Linked DNA regions of Mus musculus: region 1 is linked to region 2. Evidence: chromatin loops called from intact Hi-C (ENCODE). Cell type or tissue: heart. All regions are shown on one strand.

The links. Peaks named below come from ENCODE experiments on the same cell type or tissue, not always from the same donor. Only the 100,000 strongest peaks of a DNase experiment are listed, where the experiment ranks them.
Region 1: it touches region 2 in a loop (3-fold over the local background); 2 of 42 quality-filtered maps call a loop at or near these places.

Annotation. Positions count from the first base shown.
Region 1 is chr10:85,603,099-85,607,098 of GRCm38, forward strand. All of the region lies in intron 4 of Btbd11 (BTB (POZ) domain containing 11), which reads left to right. Among named protein-coding and RNA genes, the nearest start is that of Gm40731, 15 kb to the left of the region's middle. In heart, a CTCF peak has its summit at 1,768; a DNase peak (open chromatin) is centred at 1,643.
Region 2 is chr10:85,470,465-85,474,464 of GRCm38, forward strand. All of the region lies in intron 1 of Btbd11 (BTB (POZ) domain containing 11), which reads left to right. Among named protein-coding and RNA genes, the nearest start is that of Btbd11, 86 kb to the left of the region's middle. In heart, no CTCF peak of the experiment used is centred here; no DNase peak of the experiment used is centred here.

The DNA.
Region 1 (4,000 bases), 130 kb after region 2:
GTATCTTGGCAGCGTTTGTGTGCTTTCTTGATGATTCGTTTTGAAGCCTTTCAGAAACGCAAAGATAAATGCTGTTGTTTTTCTCCTGTCTGGATGAGGTTGGTTTCCGACTCGGAAATGAGGGCTGAATTCAAAAAACAAAGACAGCCAGGTATACTCAGATCTTCTGTTAGCTGCTAAAGCAGCACCTAACACAAGACCCATGAGCACCAGGGGCTCCTCTTGAGAACGGTTAATCTGTCTGACAATGGAACAGCTCAAGGTTGAGAAAGCAGAGTGCCCAACTGGTACTGGAGACCTGATAATTCCACATGCTCACCTGAACTCTTCTGCAACATTTCTAGAGCACCGGAGTGCCAAGGCCAAGTTCCATAGAACACTCTCATCTAGGCCTGATGCTTCTGTCAGGTGACCCTAGGGAAACTTACTTCCCCCCTGCCACCCCCACTCCTCTGCAAAATACAGGAATGGCAACTGCTTCATGGACTGGCAAACCATGGCAGGGAACCAGGGCTGAGGTTAACAGTTCATACCTGCAGCTTCTAACTCTCCTTGGGCCTCCAGGACACCTTCTGAGACTGGCATGTTTTATGATTCACTTGATGTGACCAAACTGGGCTCCAAAGTGAAGACTGTGCCACAAAAACACTGGTCCTGAAATGCTGACCTGTAGGGACAGCTGATGTACAGGTTTGTGTATAGTGTGCCGTGCTGATATCTTTAGAGTCCACACTGAAGAGCACTACCTGAGAAGAGGGTTATTCAGCTGCATAGACTTTCAACCGTTGGTCTCCGAAGGATCAGATCTGGAGTAGCCATCTCTCAGTGTCTGGAGGGGGAGGGCTTTAGGACCCCCCCCCCCAGACACCAAACCCTGTGGATACTCACATCCTTTCTAAAATGGCACAGTATTTACATCTGCCTGATCATAATCTCCTATATACTTTAAATTATCTCTAGCTGATTTGCATTTCATTAGATATGCAAATATTTACCATAAGATTCTGTGTAGAAAATCTGCGTACTGTGTAGATTCTTAATGAACATCTTTGACTCTTGGTTGGCCAGCTCCTTGGATCTATGCATACAGAGAGTCTCGCTACAGTGGGATCTTGATGGTACCATATCCTATTCTGAGGAGTCAGGACCCTCAGAGTTGTCCTACCAATGGGAGGATGCAGCCACTAAGCAGTAATAAACAGCTGAGCCAGGTGATATCAGGAAAGTCTACCAAGAAAGTAGAACTGGGCATGGCGCAGAGATGAATTGAGGTGAGAGTGATATATGGTGTTCATAAGGGGCCTGGAGAGCCTCAGGACGGTCCCGTTTTAAAGAGATAGCACTCAGGGTAGGCTCATGATGAGAGCTGTAGTGGCATGGAACTAGAACTGTATTCCCACAGACAAGCTCCCTCACTCCTGCCCTTATAGATCCCTGAATCCCAGCCTTGGACCTCCCACTTTCTTCTTAGGTCGTCAACAGAGCCTGTGCACCTGGGCCTTGGCTCTCGGTGGCCTGGAACACTCCCCACACAGACAGCACACTCTCTCCCCTTGAGTGCCCTTGTCCGTCCCTGCCTGGAGAAAGCTTCTCACCTCCCTGCAGATTCATGGCCAGGAGCCATGGCTATGCAGCACTGGCAGGCTAAGTCCCTTCTTCACCTCCAGGAGAAGACATCAGATTTCACACCGGTGACCATAGTGACCCAGTTGGAGCCACTGCCTCCCACGTGCTGATGCCAACGCTTTCGCGCCTCTGGGAACACAAAATGCTGCCCTCTTTCTGGTCCTAAGGGAATGCCTTTGGGCCTCAACCGTCCTCCCTTACCACAGTCAGGGGCAGACCATAGAGGCTGTTCCAGATGCCAAACTAGCTACACAGCCTGGCACTCAGCAAACAACTACAGAGCATCTACTCTGTGACTGCCCTACTATGTTCTCAGCTGGTCAAGAGATAGTTAGAAACATCCAGAAATAATTAGCACAAAGCAGGGCCAGCCGTGCAGTAGGGATCCAGGCCAGGGAGCTGCTGTGACCTTCCAGCAGGAACCTTTTGATCTGTATCCTGAAGAATAAATAGGAGCACGGGACACATGGAAAGGAATAAGAGGAAGGGAAAGGTTTAGAGACTTCTGCCTGGAAGGGACTTTTCTTGTCCTGCCAAAGAACATGAACTTACCCTGTAGGTGGTGGGAGCTGTCACCAATGGCAAGGCAGGGAAACATCTGATTTATAATTTAGACCGCAAGGAGGGTGAGCAGAGGCAGACAGGGGTAATTGACCCTGAAGTCAAGTGCTGCAGGTGAGAAGCTAACAACCGGAACTCAGACAGGAGCAGAGAGTGATGGGGGCGATGGGATGGAACAGGGGAAACAGGCAACAAGGAAATTGGAAAGGACGGGACTTGTTAAATGTGGGGGGCGAGGGAGTGAGAAGTTTGCAGGATGGCCCTGGGGAGCTACATAAGGGTAGGAGAGTCTTCATGTGATGGGGACAGTTTCAGATGGAGGTGGATGGGATCTGTGATAATTTGAATAGGTTTGGATACCATAGATTCATGTGTTTGAATGCTTGGCCCATGAGGAGTGGCACTATTAGGAGGTGTGGCCTTGTTGGAGGAAGTGTATCACTGTGGAGGCAGGCTTTGAGGTCACACATATATACTTAAGCTCACCCAGTGTGGTGGTACACTCTCCTCCTGGCTGCCCACAGATCAAGATGCCAAACTCTTGGGTCCACCTGCATCATGTCTTCCTGGAAGCTGCCTTGTTTCCCTACCATGATGATAATGGACTGAACCTCTGAACCTGTAAGCCAGCTCCAATTAACTGTTGCCCTGGTCACCGTGTCTCTTCGAAGTGACGGAAATGCCAACTCAGCAGTGACAGCTGCACAACAGTGTGAATACAGCAAGAGCCTCAGAACAGCATCTCAAAACGACTCAAGGCTACATAAATAAAAATAATGGTCCTAGGCCGGTGAGATGACTCAGTGGTTAAGAGCACTGACTGTGCTTCTAGAGATCCTGAGTTCAATGGCCAGCAACCACATGGTGGCTCACAACCACCTGTAATGGGATTGATGCCCTCTTCTGGTGTGTATGAAGACAGCAACCATGCACTCACATACAATAAATAAATAAATAAATATTATAATAATAATAATAATAATAATAGTAATGGCACTGGGCCTAGACTGATAAGTCAGCAGTTAAGAGCACTGATTGCTCTTACAGAGGACCAGTGTCTTGCTCCCAGCAGTTAATGACTCACAACCATCTGTAACTCCAGTTCCAGGGGATCTGACACCCAATTCTCACCTCCAAGGGTACTTTGTGTACATGGTGCATGTACACACGGCAGGCCAACAGTTGTACATATGAAATAAAAATAAATATTAAAAAAAATAGTAATGAGCCCTGAGGTAGTTTCAAGCTAGACAAGCCTTGCAGAGCGGAGCGGTATGGGAGATGTCACCCTTGTATGAAATATGCATACACGTCTTTGCTACACTTGCCCAAACTTTCTCTGAATGGAGCGAAAGAAACAGCTAAAGGTGTCTTCCAGGAAGGGAATTTGCAGCAGCTGTGTCTGTCTGTTTGCTGGGGCTAAGGTGACAGCCTATCTCTGTCTGAGCTACTGGAACGGACGTTTTTCACCTCACAGCAATGAAGACCTCACGTCCAAGACCAAGGTGTCAGAGTACATATGCTGACAAAGTCTCCAAGAGTGGACCCTCCCCATGCCCCAGCCTCTGCTGACTCCAGGCACGTGGTTTAGGACAATGTTGCTCCAGTCTGGACTTCTGTTTTCACCAGGCCACCGTCTTGCATCTCTGTCCCCATTTCCATCACAGCCTTGTTGGATTAGGCTCCACCCCAGTGAGCGCAGCTCTTCCTGGTGATGCAAGTCTACACAACAGGGAGCAGACTTGGCTGTTGGATTTCATAGTAAACGGAGTGTTATTTATTCTCCTCACCACATTTTTGTGTTAAAACTGAC
Region 2 (4,000 bases):
GCTGGGGGCCTTAAAGAGATGTATAGATTACACCAAGGAGATAACCCACCCCTATATTTTTCCTGAGCTTGGAAAAATTAAATATCCAAGTCCATGAGATGGATTTTAACCTTGCTGTTTAGTGGATGGTGTTATTTATGATTTGTAGTGAGATTTCTGGAATTCTATTTTTAAAAAAACACAGAAATACTGTTACAATATGTTTTCATTTTAATTCCAGGTGTAGAGATATGGGACTAATTTGGACCGTCCAAAGCAGCTGACTATGATTTGCCTCATGCTCTAGCAGAAGTGTGGTTTTGCCAGCTGCAGATAGTTTCTGCAACTGGGTAATATTTGGAATTCTGGGAAATTTTCAGAAGTTATATAAATGCTAGGGCCTCGAGAGGCAGGGTTGGTGGTTAGTGGTCATTGTGGAGGCCTTGGTGGGGTTGTTTGAAATTTGTTAGTAATTGTGCTCCAAGAAGAAACAAAAGGAAAGAAACTAGGTGGAGGGAATCCCTATCATTTTTTCTCTCCTACTTAGTGATAGCAGGTGAAACCGGGGGTATGAAGGATGGGGAAAAGAACCCACAAAGTATCTAAGAATGGCTACATGATGTCTCTTTAGTCTTGTTCATCCTGGTTGTTCTAAGGACTAGGAGCACATTCTCTGATGGCCTGGGGCCCTATGGTGCACTCTAAGCAGACAGTACTTGCTCCTACTTCAAAGATACTCAGCCCCAGAACCAGCTGACTCATCCTGAGAGAGGAGTGATCATATGAGCCTTGGAGGTTTTGTGCAAGTGACAATGCTTCTGGAGTGCCTTCTACTATGCACTACTATCATCAGACATGTACCAGACTCTTTGGGGTACCCAGGTATTGAACCAAAGCCTCGTAAATAGTCCCTCTCTTTGTTCTTACAGTGGTGGAAAAGCTGAGATTAGGAACTCGAGCAACTTTGCCAAGGCCTTTATCATCCCTGTTGGATGTTTTCCATCCAAGAAGGACACGTCAGTCTGCAAGGCTGAAGGGGACAGTGACGGGAATTATACGTGTCTACTGTCACAAACTCACACTGACAAGAGACCACAGAGATGTGGGAGATTTGCGTAGGATCCTCACAGCTCATTCCTGGAGCACCTGGTCAGACCAAATGCTTAGTGCTTACCTAGTGTTCCCCTCTCTCATTGTGGCCTTCTTGACTAGGGGCAACAGTATGGGGTGAAGCAATAAGATGGTCAGAAACCTGCAGCTAAGAAAGTTCTGAATTGAGGGATTTCACCTTCAGTTTAAGTGAACCCCACTTTTCACTATCCCTGTCGAATGCCCCAGTTTTGTTAATGAACGCTCCTCTCACTCAGTCCCCTGGAGGACCTGTCAAGTCTTACCACAGATTCTGGCCTTAGAGTTCAAGTCCCTGAATGATTGTAAGACATGGTGCAGTTTGTAAGCCACTGCTTTGGTCTGAGGTCCCCCAAGGTGTGTTCCATAGAACAGTAGCTTGGTGGGAGGCCGGGTAAGTGTTATATAAGACTCTCCAACACTAGTGAGCTGGAAGGAGCTGGAACTTCTTGGAGGGGCCTTCAGTGCCCAGTATACAGTATAGATCTCTAAAAGAAGGAATAAAGAGGCAGCTTTCTAAGCTTGAGCATCAGAGATCTGGGAGAGAAAAGAAGGTCTGGGAAGAGAAGAACAAACATGCAGGCTGTGGGTAGAGTTTGTCTTGGTGAGAGGAGACCAGGGTAAGCAGGGTGAAAGTTACAGATGGGGGCTGGAGAGATGGCTCAGTGGGTAAGAGCACTGACTGCTCTTCCAAAGATCCTGAGTTCAAATCCCAGCAACCACATGGTGGTTCACAACCATCTGTAATGAGATCTGACGCCCTCTTCTGGAGTGTCTAAAGATAGCTGCAGTGTACTCACATATAGTAAGTAATAAATAAATCTTGAAAGAAGGAAGAAAGAAAGAAAGAAAGGAAGGAAGGAAGGAAGGAAGGAAGAAAGAAAGAGAGAGAGAGGGAAAGAAAGAAAGAAAGAAAGAAAGAAAGAAAGAAAGAAAGAAAGAAAGAAAGAATTTAAGAAAGAAAGAAATTAAGAAAGCTACAGATGGGCAGAATTCTGGATTCAAAGGTGCATGGACTTCTTTTCTAGACCCATTTCTGAATTGGAGATAACTTTATCTTTCTGATACTTTTTAAGCTAAGTAGCCTTTTGTAGTAAAACCAATGTCACATTGTATGAGGGTCACATGAATTGAAGATGTAGCTTCCCTACTTCAGCTTAAAGCCCTCTGAGGCTCCTTACCCCATCCCCAACTCTTAGGCAAAGCCTGGTAAGAGACACCTGAACATTTATAAGTACTCCCAACCCCAGCCTTTTTGTGCCCAGTGTCATCAGATGCGAATTCATTGGGAGATTAGAGACATCCTAGTAGCAGTAGCACAGTAGATGTGCATTTAGTTTCTTTCTCGTGTTTTGAGATGCAAAAGGAGGTACTGTGCTAGACTGTGCATTAGTGTGATGGAATGCCCTCCATAAATGACCTAAGTGTGTAGGGGAGCGGGATTTTGGCCCCCAGTTGTATGGTTCAGTCTACACTACTTGTCTCTGTTGCTTCTGGGCACGTGATGAGGTGGAACATCATGGCAGCAGGAGCGTGTGGCAGAAGTTGCTCACACTGTGGCAGGCAGGAAGCAGAAAGAAAGAGAGGCCAGGGCAAGATATTGACCTGAGGGTATATCTACACCCAGTGGCCTACTTTCCTCACAGACCCTACCTCCTATTATTCAGTTTTCCTCTATAACACCACCATATTGTGAATTTGCCAAGGAATATGCTGTTTATTAGGTCACATTCCTCAGGACCCATTTGCTTTCCAAGAACCCACATGTTGGCAACCAAGCCTGTGGGGAATATGTCATATGCATAACAAATGCAGCTAACAGTTTTCCTGTAGCCCCACTTAATCTGCATATGCACCCGGTTTAAAGCCACTGTAGGATCTGGCCCCAGTCTCTCTCCATAAGGTTATCTTTCCCCATGTTATGGACACACATGACACTCCAGTCACATGGTTCCGCTCTGCCCCAGCAAGTGTGACTCAGCCCTACTGTCTTGGCTATTTCCTGAATACTCTTCCGGCTACCTTTGGGCTTGGAAGACTTCTTATCTCTCAAGTCTAACTTTCCCTGCCCCCTCCTCAGGGAGGCCTTCCGTGTCCACTTCCATTAAAGCCACGCTTGACCGCTGTCTGGGTCCTTTTGAATTCTCTGAGTAGCCCTTCCCACTGTTGGATTTTTCTTGCTTCGTTTATGGATGGCCTTCCTCCTCCAGCAGGGAGGAACCGTGTCATCTCAGCAGAAAGGCTCTGTGACTGTGTCGAATGATCGCACAGGGCAAGACTTAGCCGGAACTTGAGCTAAGAGCACTTGTCTTGGCTGAACTGTCAGTCAACGATGATTCTTAGCTTTATACCCTCCTCTTCTGTGGCCCCAGGTTGAGGTTCCTTGCATCATGCCAGGCTGTCCCTCATCCTTGAAAGGCTGGCGACAGCTCTTTGAGTCTCTGGCAGTTCAGACCTGAGGTCTGGTGTGGTGTCTGCTCACTCTGGATTGTGAAGGAGAGAAGACTGGCATTTTCTGCTCTGTTTCACAGCCAGCCAGTAATGGGAGGTTGGATAGATTCCAGACTCTAAGAGAATTCAAGCAGGCCCCGCTGAAAATTGGAAAAGCCTGTGGTCAGAAATTCACAGTAGATAGAGGCAGCCTACAGAAATACTTGCCTGGGTGGCATAATAAAACCCAGAATGTTAGGATGAGCACCAGGGGCAGCGCGCCTGACCAGGGGGATGCCCTTTCAGCTTCCTATCTATTGTTTATGGCATCAGAGTGTGATTGCAGGACCTGATTCCCAGGACTGGAGCCATCCAGCTCATAGAGAGTTTGCCAAGGAAATATGAAGTGACCCAAAAACTGGACATAGTGGTGCATAATCCTAACCATTCCAGGAGTGGTGGG